2 separate regions of the Homo sapiens genome follow, and region 2 is linked to region 1. Evidence: chromatin contacts called from ENCODE Hi-C or POLR2A ChIA-PET data. All regions are on one chromosome and are shown on one strand. The core of a region is the stretch at or near the end of the contact, and the rest is flanking DNA. Distances in the headings are between cores, read along the strand shown.

Region 1 (6,584 bases), core at 2,629-5,128:
ATTAAAATGTAATACTTCCCTTGTACATTCTTAATACTGATTTCCAGTGAACCCAGGGATTATTTCTCAGAGAGGAAATTCTGTTGTCACCTAGGCTAATAATTACCAAGTGCTCACCAGTAACAACTAGAATCTTCTCAGTAGGTTTTTTTTTTTTGGCTTTTTTTGTTTTAAATGTATATGGCCAGTTGATTAGTATGAATTATTGTTTTGTACTTGCAAGTCAATACAAGGTAAAATAGATAATTGTTTATGCAGCCAAGTATTCTGTTTTAGTGCACATAAATATGGAGTAGAAATAAAAGTTTCCATATGAAGTAGATTAGTAACTCTAGGGACATTTCTTCCAATTTTCCTCACCCCAGGTATCTACTACCATGGATTTTATGTTTTAGTCTTTTGCTTTTAAAAGAAAATAGTTTTGTAATTCCTAAACAATGTATTGTTTGTTTTTGAGCTTTGTAAAAATGGTATTCTATATGTGGTAATTGGCAACTTGCCAATTGAAAAAAAAGTTCAGTATATTTTTGAAGTGTAGCTGTAGTTCATTCATTTGCATTCCTGTCTAGTTAAGATTATACTACACCTAAGCTTTTGATTATCCTGCTGATGGATTTTTTGTTGTTGTTGTTGTTTTACGAATAGAACGCTTCTATGGGCATTCTCACACATGTCTCCTGATGCCTATGTGTGAGATTCTCTCTACCTGGGTTGCTGGGTCATAATACATGAGTTTTTCAATGTTATAAAATAATGCAAATTGTTTCCCAGAGTGATCGTGCTAGTTTAGATGCTCAACTAGCAGTGTTAATAGGCCTGTTGATCCACATTGGGTATTGTGAGAATTCTCAAATTTTGATCATTTGGTGGTATAAAATTGTATCTTAGTGGTTTTATTTATAAAGGAGAGTATCTTTTCATGTGTTTATTGGTCTTTCATATTTCCTCTCCGCAAAATGTCTCATCATGTTTTCTTTCCCTTATTGATTTGTAGAATTCTTCATATATTCTTTATACTAATCCTTTGTCAGTTATGTGTTTTCCTTATCTTCCAGTGTGTCCAGTGTATAATTTGTCTTTTACATTTTTTCTGTGATATCTTTTGAACAAAATGTCTTAATTTTAATGCGATCACATTTGTGGGTACTTTTTCTGTTAGCCCTTTTGAGTCTTATGTAAGAAGTCTTTCCTTATATTTTCTTTTAAGGATCTTCTGAAGTTTTGCCTTTCTACATTTAAGTTTATCTGGAGTCGATTCATGTGCATTGTCTTTATCTGCTAGGACAATTTCCTTTCCAACTTATTCTTCTATTTTAGAAATATCTTAGCTATGTTTAGGCCTGTGCTTATCCATGTAAAATTTAGAATCAGGTTGTCAAGTTCCTCAGTAAGCTGTTTGCATCTCGATTGAAGTTGCATTGAGTTTGTGTATCCATTTGGATTGAATTGACATCTTTATTATTGATTTTTTTCTCCATGAACATGGTATAATTTATATCTTCTCTGTTTAACTCCAATAATATTTAATAGTTTTCTCCTCATGAGCCTTGCTCTTTTCCTGATGGATTTATTCCTAGATACATTTTATTTTTTATTGCTATTATAATTTTTTCTGAATTACACTTTCTAACTCTTTTGTCACTGGTATATAAAAATAAAACTTTTTTTGTGTGTGTTGACCTTATAACCACTTGCTTAATTGTTTTATTCTAATAATTTGTCTTTAGCTTCTATTGGGTTTATATGTAGGTAGTCATCATCTGTAATAATGACAGTTTTGTTTCTCCTTACCAAGCCTTAACTCTTTTACTTTTTTCTCTGTTGATTAGAACAATATACAGAATACATTTAAAAAAATTCCCCTTAAATATTATGCCTTTATAAAGCTCTGCTAATTTGATAGGTGAGATATGTTTTAAAGTTTATCTCTTTTATAATTATGAAGGCCATTCTTAATTCTGTTGCATAATATTTATTTCTGTAAGCTACCTCACTTTTTTTGTAAAGAGGTATGATACTAACAGTTTCTTTCAGCTTAGTTTTCAACTTCTTTTGCTGTAAGGCCATTTTAAGAAATGTTTTGGGTACAGGTTTCAGTTAATTAAAATAGCTCTAAAATATCAAATTAGGTAGTATACAGATATTATTCACCTTTTTGGTAAAATTAGCTACCAAATTAGTTGCTGTTCATACTGTTTGATGCAATAAGTGGTAATCTGGAAAATGGAAACATTTCTATTCATAAAATTCACTGGAGATTTGATTAATACATGTATTTCCCTAAAAAACAAAGCAAACTGAACCAGTGGTAACTCAAGGAAGCATTGATAGAGGGACTTGGGTTTTGTTTTGTTCTTCATAACTAAATCACTCAATTACAGAGTGTGATAAATTTCTCAAGCTTCTGAGATATTTTAGGTCAGTCTTTATATTTTTATATCAATTCTGTGGATCATGCATTTTAAGCTCTTTTGTCTCTTTCTCTTCAAAACTGTCTAACGCCCTCTGAAACCTTATTTATCATCTGAGAAAGGATTGCATTTAAAAGACTTGGAACAAAGAGTGTTGAATGTATGGGACCTTGTTAAAATGTTGTCTTGTAAAATGTGATAGATATGAGTCTTTTAAGTTTTGGGGATAGATAGACCCATGTGTAATTTGTCTGTAAACACTACAGAAGTAGTTCTCAAATGAGTGTGGTACTGTCCCCGTAGGGGTATTTAGTGGACAGGAGGGGATTGTGGGGAATTGGAGGGGATGGGAGACAGTCCCATACAACAAAGAATTGCCCAAATCCTGCCTAACTTTTGGATTTCTCACGGGACATTTGTGCTATTAAAAAACCTGATTATAAATACCTGAGCCTAGAACATAACTTTGTCTTTACACATAAACAGTTTTTTTCATAACTTTATTATATGTAATTTCCCATGAATACAACCACCATGTATATAAATATTTTTTTAGCTTACCGAGAGTTAGTTCACCAATTCGGAAGGCCCCATCTCTGCCAACGCTGCCTCTCATGATATTCAAGTTGCCCATACAACACATATGTAAATCAGTCTGCTTTTCTAGCAATCAGAGTGAATCTGTGTACCAATTTGTATATTCTTAGCCTCTTTTTTTCTAAAATATCAAATGTAAATAAAAGTGTTGATAGTAGCTGAAATTTTGAAATTTGCTTTCAACCATCTTTTCCTAAATGTGAATAGCTATTACTGTGTCTACCTTGTTTCTTCTTACGGAACAATGAAATCACTAAGAGTAAGTGAACATTTTACAAGGAAACATGCTGATAAAGTTGGCAGAGATACGTCATTGTCCCTCAGTGTAATTTGTTCTGACCTGTTATACCTACTTAGTTAAAATGTCCTCTTTATCTTAAAACATACAGGTAAATCTGCTGGTGCTACGTTTCCCAACAATGATTTTTATTGCAGTGTCCACCTATAGCTCTATCCTTTCATTTCCTGTATGCCTTGTACAGAATGACATCCAATTCTGTTTTTAAAAGTATAAACTTGTTATAAATAAGTACAAATGTCTGATAGCTTTGTTATACATTCTAGTATAGTAATCCCTGAGCTATTACCTATTAAAAGGCGTGTATTTCCTTTTAACTTCTGCTTTATGTTATAGTTAGAGCTACACACATGTACACCACCCACCCCACTTGTAAGTTATATATGTTGTAGATTATATAATTTATGAGTTTTATTTTGGGATGGTAAAGGAGAAGCATTTTAAAATATTTGTTATAGTATTGGGGACATGAGTGTCTGTTGGGCTTGAAAATCTTCACTTTACAGCACCTCATCCTCACACGTGTCTTTTAAATAGTCTTCTGCCCCTATATTCTCTCTCCCTTCCGCTCTGTTGTACACAGGAAGCCAAAGCCCTCTCGAAAATACCAGGTATCACTTCCTCCTATTCAGATTCTTAGCCAAGTTGTTACCTAGTATTAACATTGTGGTATATATATTGTCTCACCAACTGGAGATATGATGGCAGGGACTACATCTTGAATTTCTTCCTGTCTTTATTATTAATATAGTTCTTTGCATCTAATGTGTACTCCAGAAATGTTTGCTGATATTTCTAGTCTACTTTCCCACTCTTATAGAAGAAACTAAATTTGGAGCAAATTCTCCAAGTTTTCTTACTAAATCTTCATATTTGTTGTATACAACTGCTCTTTAAATAGTTCTCAGCAGAATCATCTTAATATTTTTCTTGGTAAAATGCCATCTATAGCATCCCCAGGTGTAGAGAAGACATACAGAAATGGAAAGACTTTAATACTGGTCTGATTGTAATTACAGTATTAGAATAAGTTGTGGCAGAAGTCTTTTTAAAAAATTGTATAATTGTGGTAAAAGAAATCTAATTTTTTAAGTTTATCTACAGAGGTTGTGTCAATACCATATTCTTGATTTATTTTCTTGTAACTATTTTCTCCAATTTTGAATTTAAGGTTTTTTTGTTTTTTTTTTTTGTTTTTGAGACGGAGTTTAGCTCTGTCGCCCAGGCTGAAGTGCAGTGGTGTGATCTCAGCTCACTGCAACCTCCGCTTCCCGGGTTCAAGCAATTCTCCTGCCTCAGCCTCCCGTGTAGCTGGGATTACAGGCATGTGCCACCATGCCCAGCTCATTTTTGTAATTTTAGTAGAGACGGGGTTTCACCATGTTGGCCAGGCTGGTCTGAAACTCCTGACCCCAAGTGATCCACCTGCCTTGGCCTCTGAGAGTGCTGGGATGACAGGCGTGAGCCACCATGCCAAGCCAAAAGTGTCTGTTTTCTTATCTCCTTAAATACCATACTCTCCCATTCTCACCAAACTAAAACAAAAAAAAAAAATCATTCTGGATTTTCTTCCTTTGTGTCAATTGTGTTCTTTATTTTTTAAACTGGGCATAATAGGAATAGTTTGGGCAGCATCAATAGTAAATCAAATCTGTAGTAGATACCATTTCACATGTGTTTCCGTGCATTATTTTTTTCAAATTCAGTCTCCTTGCATAATACACTTAGAATCTTATGTGCTAAAGATGTCGTTCCCACTCAAGGTAGTGTTATCTGCCAGTTGACCTTTATCAATCAGATTTCAAAGTTGGTGTTGGTTATATTGTGTACTCTCCATGTGAGCTTTTATTATGTTGTTTAGTCATCTTTTGAAAGATAGTGTTGTCTCTATTTAACCCTATCTCTTATTAGAAATTACTTCTACATTGTGACTGTTGTAATAGTTCTTTGATATATTTACCTCACTTTATCAATGTTTCTGCTTGTTTTCTCAGATTCTTTTTTTTTTTTTTTTTTTTGAGACAGAGTCTCACTCTCGCCCAGGCTGGAATGCAGTGGCGTGATCTCGGCTCACTGCAAGCGCCACCTCCCAGGTTCACGCCATTCTCCTGCCTCAGCCTCCCAAGTAGCTGGGACTACAGGCACCCGCTACCATGCCTGGCTAATTTTTTTGTATTTTTAGTAGAGAAGGGGTTTCACCACGTTAGCCAGGATGGTCTCGATCTCCTGACCTCGTGATCTGCCCGCCTCGGCCTCCCAAAGTGCTGGGATTACAGGCGTGAGCCACCGTGCCTGGCCTCTCAGATTCTTAAAGATAGAATCACTGGGCCAGGCTCGGTGGCTCACGCCTGTAATCCCAGCACTTTGGGAGGCTGAGGCTGGTGGATCACATGAGGTCAGGAGTTCGAGACCAGCCTGACCAACATGGTGAAACCCCGTCTCTACTAAAAATACAAAATTAGCTGAGTCTGGTGGTGCATGCCTGTTATCTCAGGTACCTGGGAGGCTGAGGCAGGAGAATCGCTTGAACCTGGGAGGTGGAGGTTGCAATGAGCCAAGATCGTGCTGTTGCATTCCAGCCTGGGCAACAGGAGTGAAACTCCATCTCAAAAAAAAAAAAAAAAAAAAGAATTACTGAATTAAAAGACGTGGATATTTTTAAGGCCTTTAGATGTTACAGTCCTAAATTCTGAGTTAGCAGGTTATGAGAATATCTGTTCCTCTGAGAATTACCTTTCCTCTTCTCCTTTCAAATTATTTTTTTATCTGAGGTGTTTACTTTTCAATATTCAATAGTTAATAAGTCACAGCTGTCTAGGATGCAACTCTGATTTTGATTGTTATGATGGATTAAAGATGACCACAGATGCTTTGACACTCCTCCTTTTGTGTGTGGACTGGGCTGTGACTGCTTTAACCAATATGGGACAGTATGTGTGATGATATGGCAGTTCTAGGCTTAGCCTTTGAGAGGATGGGCAGCTTCCACCTGCCTTTTGGATCCTGAACTGCCTTCTAGAAGTTCAACTATCCTGAGACCACCATATTTGACAGGACATGAGCAGGCATTTCTGGTGAGCATTCCTAGCTCTGTCCAGCCTTTCCTCCATCCCCATCAAGGCACCAGGCAGATGAGCCCACCTGGCAGCTGAGTACCACTGTGTGACTTCAGTCAATACCGTGTGGAGTACACGAATCATCCAGCTGAACCCTTCCCAAATTCTTGACTCTCAAAATCATGAGATAAAAATGGTGGTTGTTTTAAGCCACTGAGCTTT
Region 2 (6,662 bases), core at 3,968-6,467, 86 kb before region 1:
CCTGGCCAATATGGTAAAACGCTGTCTCTACTAAAAATACAAAAATTAGCCAGGCGTGGTGGCGGGCACCTGTAGTCCCAGCTACTCAGGAGGCTAAGGCAGGAGAATCGCTTGAACCCAGGAGACAGAGGTTGCAGTGAGCCGAGATCACACCACTGTACTCCAGCCTGGGAGACAGAACGAGACTCTGTCTCAAAACAAACAAACAAACAAACAAAACAAAACAAAAAAAAAACCTAATAAGAAAAGAAACATTTCTAAGTAAGTAACTAACTCTCCACTTAATAAAAAAAAAAAGAAAAAACTCTCTACTGAAGTTGCGAAGATCTACGGTAAGAACAAATGTTCTATCTGTGAAATTGTGAAGGAGAAAAAAGTAATTGGTGCATATGTAGGGTATGGTACTATGCACGGTTTCCGGCATCCACTGGGGCCTTGGAATGTATCCTGGTGGATATGGGGGACTGCAAAGAAATGTGCTAATTCAAAACAGTCAGCAACATTGGAGAGTCTCCCTGCAGGTACAAGAGGATGGACTGAGTGAGAAGTAGATTTCCCATTTACTCTTGGGAGATGAATAACAATAGCAACGATTAGAGTGATAAAAGCCCAACAGCAGAAAGGGATTCCTCTCTCTCTCTCTTTTTTTTTCCAAGACAGAATCTTGCTGTGTCACCCAGGCTAGAGTACAGGGGCGCAATCTCGGCTCACTGCAACCTCCACCTCCCTGGTTCAAGCGATTCTCGTGCCTCAGCCTCCCGAGTAACTGGGACGATAGGCATGCACCACCATGTCTGGGTAATTATTGTATTTTTAGTAGATACAGGGTTTCACCATATTGCCCAGGCAGGTCTCCAACTCCTGAGCTCAAGTGATCTGCCCGCCTCGGCCTCCCAAAGTGCTGGGATTACAGGAGTGAGCTACTGTGCTCAGCCTGATCCCTCTCTTTCTTCACCATCAAACTACTCTGTGCTGTATGAGAAGAAAGGGGTGGAAGAGTTTTTCGCACTCTTCCAAGTGGTCCTGAAAAGTGAAGCATGCACAGCCACTGTCCCTCTTCTTGACAGAAAAGCCTTGTCTCTTTCTCACTCCCCAAATTTGGCTTGACTCTCATGGTGTAGTCAACTTCTTGAAGATTGCAGGATAAGATGCCAGGCAAGACGAGGGTTCAAATACCAAGTCTCTTTTTTCAGTGCCTTCAACTCTTAGCCCCAAATTCCAGAATGTCTTTCCTCCATCTAGCCAGTATCCGTCCATTCTATTTGTCTAGATAGTCCCTACCCAAATGTCCTTATAACATTTTGAGGGATGGCATCATTCTCATTTGTCTATAACATCTTGCCTAGAGCCATCGGTTTTACAGGCTGTACAGGAGGCACAATGCTGGCACCTGCTCAGCTTCTGGGGAAGCCTCAGGAAACTTTCAATCATGGCGGAAGGAAAAGAGGAAGCAGGCACATCTTACATGGCTGGAGCAGAAGCAAGAGAGCTAAAATAACTTTTATTGCTTTTTTTTAAACCTCTGATCTTTTTATTAGCCTCCTGCTCCCCAAAGAGTATCCTGCTTCTGCCAGTTTAATGTCTCAGAACTTTGGTGTCGTTGGTCTCAGACACCACTTTGCCATCCACTATCCAGCGGGTGGTGGTCTTTTGGATGGTTTGCACGGACTTGCTCCTGTCCAGGGTATCACCAAGATTGAAGTCCTTGCCATCTTCCAGCAGGCCGCAGTAGGTGGTGATCTCAGCCTCCAGCTTGACTTTGATGTTCAGCAGGGCCTCATACTCCTGGGCCTGGCGCTGTCCCTCTGCCCAGGTCTGTGCTAGCTCTGACTCCAGGTGCAGCAGGATCCCATTGAGCTGCTCCATCTGCAGGGTGCAGTGGGCCTCCGCCTCCCTCAGGCTGTTCTCCAAGCTAGGCTTCAGATTTCTTATGAAGTCTAGGTTGATCTCCAAGGACTGGACTGTATGTCTCAGCTCCATGAGCGTCATCTCAGCAACTCCAACCTCAGTGGACTGCATGGTGACCACTGTGGTCCTCTCCTTAATCTGCTGAGACCAGTACTTGCCCAGCTCTTCTTGGTTCTTCCAAGCCAGCTCGTCATATTGGGTCCAGATGTCTGCCATGATCTTGGCAAGGTCCTGAGATTTGAGGGCATCTACCTCCAAGGTCAACCCAGAGCTGACAATCTGGGCTTGTCGGCCTTTTACTTCCTCTTCGTGGTTCTTCTTCATGAAGAGCAGCTCCTCCTTGAGAGCCTCGATCTCTGTCTCCAGCTGCAGCCGAGTGACACTGGTGTCATCAATGGCCTTGCGGAGCCCCTGGATGTCACTCTCCACAGACTGGCGCATGGCCAGCTCTGTCTCATACTTGACTCTAAAGTCATCAGCAGCAAGATGGGCATTGTCGATCTGCAGAACAGTGCAGGCATTATCCACAGTATTTGCGAAGATCTGAGCCCTCAAATCCTTGATGGTCTTGAAGTAATGGCTCCAGTCTCTGACCTGGGTCCCTTCTTCTCCAGGTGCTCCCGGATTTTGCTCTCCAGCTTCCGGTTCTTGGTCTCCAGGCTCCTCACTCTGTCCAGGTAGAAGGCCAGGTGGTGGTTCAGGCTTTGCATGGGCTCCTTTTCATTCTGGATGCCTCCCATTTCTGCCAGACCCCCAGCCATCCCCGCGGCCAGGCCCCCGGACCCCATGCCGCCCTGGAAGCTGGTGGAGCGGGACATGGAGATTTGGGAACCAGAGCCCCCGACGCCTGCATAGACGCTGGCTGTGCTGCTGACTGGCGGAGGGCCATAGCTGGGCGCCTGGACAGAGCCCAGGGACTGGTAGTTGGTGGAGGTGGAGCGAGTGGTGAAGTTCATGCTGTCTGCAGAGGAGAATAAGAAGACAGGACTCCGGCTTTGCCGACGACCTACTTTTTACTAATTATGAAAGCAATGCCTCTACCCTGAGCCAATTTGGACAATACAGAAAAGCATAAGAAAGAAGAAAACTTAAATGAACTGTAATTCCAATGCTCAGCAATAACTACTACTAGATTTTGGTATATTTTCTTTTAGTATTTTTTTTTCTATCACACTATTACAAAGTTTAGATCATATTAAATTTTATAGTTTGTTTTTCTATTTAGATAAGCATTTTCATATCATTAAAAATTACTTAAACACATAATTTTCAAGAGTGGCATGTAATTTCTTGGTATAAATATAATTTGTATAACCTTATATTTTCAAGCATTTGGGCTACACTAATTTCTATAGCATCAACTATGCCATTTTGAATATCTTTGTGCATAAGCTTTTGCTTATATTTCAGATATTCCTCTAGGGGAAGGTGGGATTACTGAGTCAAGATGTAGAAACATTTTAACGCTCTCAGTATTGCCAAGCCGTTTCCCAAAAAGAATGTAATTAATTTCTACTTCTGTTAGCAGATAAAATTCCCAGGTGGGCTGAGTTATGAAAGAGAAGGAAACTATAGGCACCTAAAGCAGGGACAGAATGCGGGGATGGAGTAAGGTAAATATTCTAAGCAGAGAGAGTAGTTAGTGGCTTTATCCAGGGGTAGAAGAACTTGGTCTAGGTAGCTGAATATAGCAGGAGTAGAGGACAATTTGGGACAAAAACTCAGGCTGTAGAGATATGCATAAGCCATGTTACAAAGAGTCACCTAAACTGGCTTTAGGTAAAAAGTTAGGACCAAAATTAAAACAAACTGAAGAATCTCGTTGGCAACACGCTTGAGATTCTGCAGAGGAGAGAGAATAGCTCATTTATTTTACAGATATGTATTGAGCACCTATTCTGTGCTGGCATGGTATTTGGTGCTGGTGCTGAAGACAGACAATAAACATGATTTTTTACGTAAAATTGTCAAGAAAATAAAAACACATATCTACCCCAAAACTTGTACATTCACATCCATAGCAGAATTATTTATAATAGCTATAAAGTGGAAAGAACTTAAATGTCAATCAACTGATAAACAGATAAATAAAATGTGGTATAGCCATACAGTAGAATACTATTTGGCTATTTAAAAAGGAATAAAGTACTGCTGATACATACTACAACATGGATGAACCTTGAAAACATGCTAAATGACAGAAAATGAGGTCACAGAAACCCATATAACATATGATCCCATTTATATAAAATGTCCAGAATAGGCAAATCAATAGAGACAGAAAGTACATTAGTGGTTGCCTAGGGCTGGGGGTTGGGGGTTGCCAGGGAAGAGGGGCAGAGTTTGAAAAGGAATGGGAGCTGACTGCTAATGGGCCCAGGATTTCTTTCTGGGGTGATGAGAATGTACTATAATTGATTGTGATGATGACTGCCCAACTCTGAGAACTGAAACCATTGAATTGTATGCTTAAATGGGTGAACCGTATGGTATGTGAATTATATCTCAATTTTTAGAAATAAAATTTATGGCACATTATGTGACAGTTAGGTGCTATGGAGAATGATAAAAATATGGAGATGGATAGGGCAGAGCAGGGATGAGGACATTTTGGAGAGTAGGCCCGGGATATAATTTTTGTACAGAGCAGAGAGGGAAGGTCTCACCCGTAAGATGATGTTTGAGTAAAGATCTGAAGGAGGTCAAAAGGAAAATCTTGGACTTTGACAGCTGCAAAATAAGGAAAGTTTTTTCCATCACCAAGTCATTCCCAGGGTACAGTTCAGTTATAAAGAACATAGATAAATTAGTAGTAACACAGTTTTAGGAAGTCTTTAATACTAACACATTATTTTCATATTTCCCTATGTAAGAATAAATAAGGCTCACATCAGTCAGAAAACACTAAATAAGTACACTGGGGATTTAGGTATTTTGGAAGTTTTGTATGGTGGAGATTTGGTTTGTATTATTTTGGAGGTGCACACCAGGATGCTGTGAAATGTAATTGTATTTCTTTTTCCTTTTGTTTTCCTCAATTGAAAAAATAAGTATTAATGAACACTTCATTCGGCCATTTATTCACAAATAATTTTTCTCTCTTAGAACACTAATTTTTTTCCTCCTCAACTCTTTGACATTAACTTTGTAAACCACAAAAAAACTAAACAAACAAACAAACAAACACTTTGGAAACAAATACTCAATGGCAGTAAGAAACACAACAGTTCTTTGAAGCCTGTACCTCCTTATTTTGACCAGAGGAGAGCACTAGAGAGCTTTCGGGCTATTGAAGGGCCCCCCCGCAATCCCAAAGGGCTGGGTGGAGCCTGAAGCATTCAGCCAGGCATAGCTTTAAGTCCTGACTCAGAAGACAACAGCACAGCACTTTGCTAAAGGGCAAGCTCGGACACATTTCCGTAACATATAACACTTCTTTCACCTCAGACGTGATGTTCTGCTAAATCTTCAACATTTCATAATGTGTACTAACCCCTTGATACTTGTTTTGTGTTCTGCTTTTGTTTTCAGCTCTTTGGGAGGTAAACAATGATTTTAATTTCATTTTACATAAACCACACAAAAAAGAAAGAATCACCATACATGTTTAAGGGCACATGAACTCCACTAAGGAGAGGCAGTACTGGGTATGGACAAGACACAACCTAAAACTTCCGACTAAAGCTACCCTGGTGAAAAGCCAATGGCCCAAACTTGTCTTAACTATCAGAAGTCTTAGGTTTCAATTTTGATAGGAAAAGACACTAAGAATAACATCAGCTAATTAGCCTACAATTTGAACAGTGTATAAATATCTAATAATGGAGCAGACACTTAAAATGTATAATAACTGGGGTATCAACGGCAGAAGACAACAGACACTCTCAACCACTGTTGATGGAAATAGAAATAGTTAAAATCTTATTGGAAGGCATCTTGTTAAAAAAAAAAAACTTTCAAAATTTTAAGTGTGCATAATTTCAACCCAGCAATTCCATCTCTAGATATAAGTTCCCCCGAAATGCTGCACATGCACACAAAAATTTTATTTATAGTAGTTTTAATAATAATGATAATAGCATTTAGCACTTACTGTGGTAGGTGCAGTTCAAGAACTTTACATACGTTGACTAATTTATCTCTAAAAACAGCCTGGCGATCCCCATTTTATTGATGAGGAAGCTGAGGCAGGGACAGGTTAAGTAACAGCTGTGAAGAGGTGGAGCCAGGATTCGAATGCATGGATCCCAACGCCCCTGCTCTTAACCACTATGCTATGCAATACGAGGATATTTATTGTAGCATTGTTTATAGTGGTGTAAAACTGGAAACAGCCCATGTCTAGCACTAGTGGAATCGTTAAATAACCAATGATGTATTCATATTGTCAAAATGAAGTCAATCTAGGTGCCCTGACTCAGAAAAGGCCCCAAAGGTATACTGTAGAGAAGGGGAGGGAGAGAAGCAATTCTCAGAATAATACGTATCATATGATTCCATTTGTGTTTCTTTTCAATTACACGTTTGTATTTGGACATATATTCAAGCATAGAAAAAGGATGGAAGAACATACAGACACCAAACTGTACCAGTTGTAGTCTTTGAGGAGAGTGGTATTGGGAAGGGGGTGGTTGTAAAAGAGGAATTTCAATTTCATATTTTACCCTATGTAATTCTGTATTACTTGAAAGTTTTAAAATAAAATATATTTACATACTACTTCTGCATCTTTTAAAAAACTGGAACACTCTTTC

Evidence for each region. Hi-C counts contacts between places; a loop is a spot of excess contacts on that map. ChIA-PET counts read pairs that join two places held with the same protein, here RNA polymerase II (POLR2A). Pooled maps may share reads with other maps.
Region 2: a map with no recorded cell type shows a loop between it and region 1 (5-fold over the local background). The contact joins two enhancer-like sites. A Hi-C loop is called at or near these places in 1 of 37 single-sample maps with no recorded cell type and 3 of 50 pooled maps. POLR2A ChIA-PET finds 5 or more read pairs at or near these places in 3 of 52 experiments (Caco-2, PC-9 and activated T-cell).

The regions. Positions count from the first base shown.
Region 1 is chr1:183,044,978-183,051,561 of GRCh38, forward strand. The region is part of intron 1 of LAMC1 (laminin subunit gamma 1); the gene reads left to right. Among named protein-coding and RNA genes, the nearest start is that of LAMC1, 25 kb to the left of the region's middle. RefSeq lists a silencer at 243-443. Within about 2 kb of position 3,879, at least 2 of the 41 ENCODE cell types and tissues checked have a DNase peak (open chromatin) inside an H3K27ac peak, as active enhancers do.
Region 2 is chr1:182,957,499-182,964,160 of GRCh38, forward strand. It overlaps the pseudogene KRT18P28. Among named protein-coding and RNA genes, the nearest start is that of SHCBP1L, 7.7 kb to the left of the region's middle. RefSeq lists enhancers at 61-571, 572-1,083, 5,076-5,370. Within about 2 kb of position 5,218, at least 7 of the 41 ENCODE cell types and tissues checked have a DNase peak (open chromatin) inside an H3K27ac peak, as active enhancers do.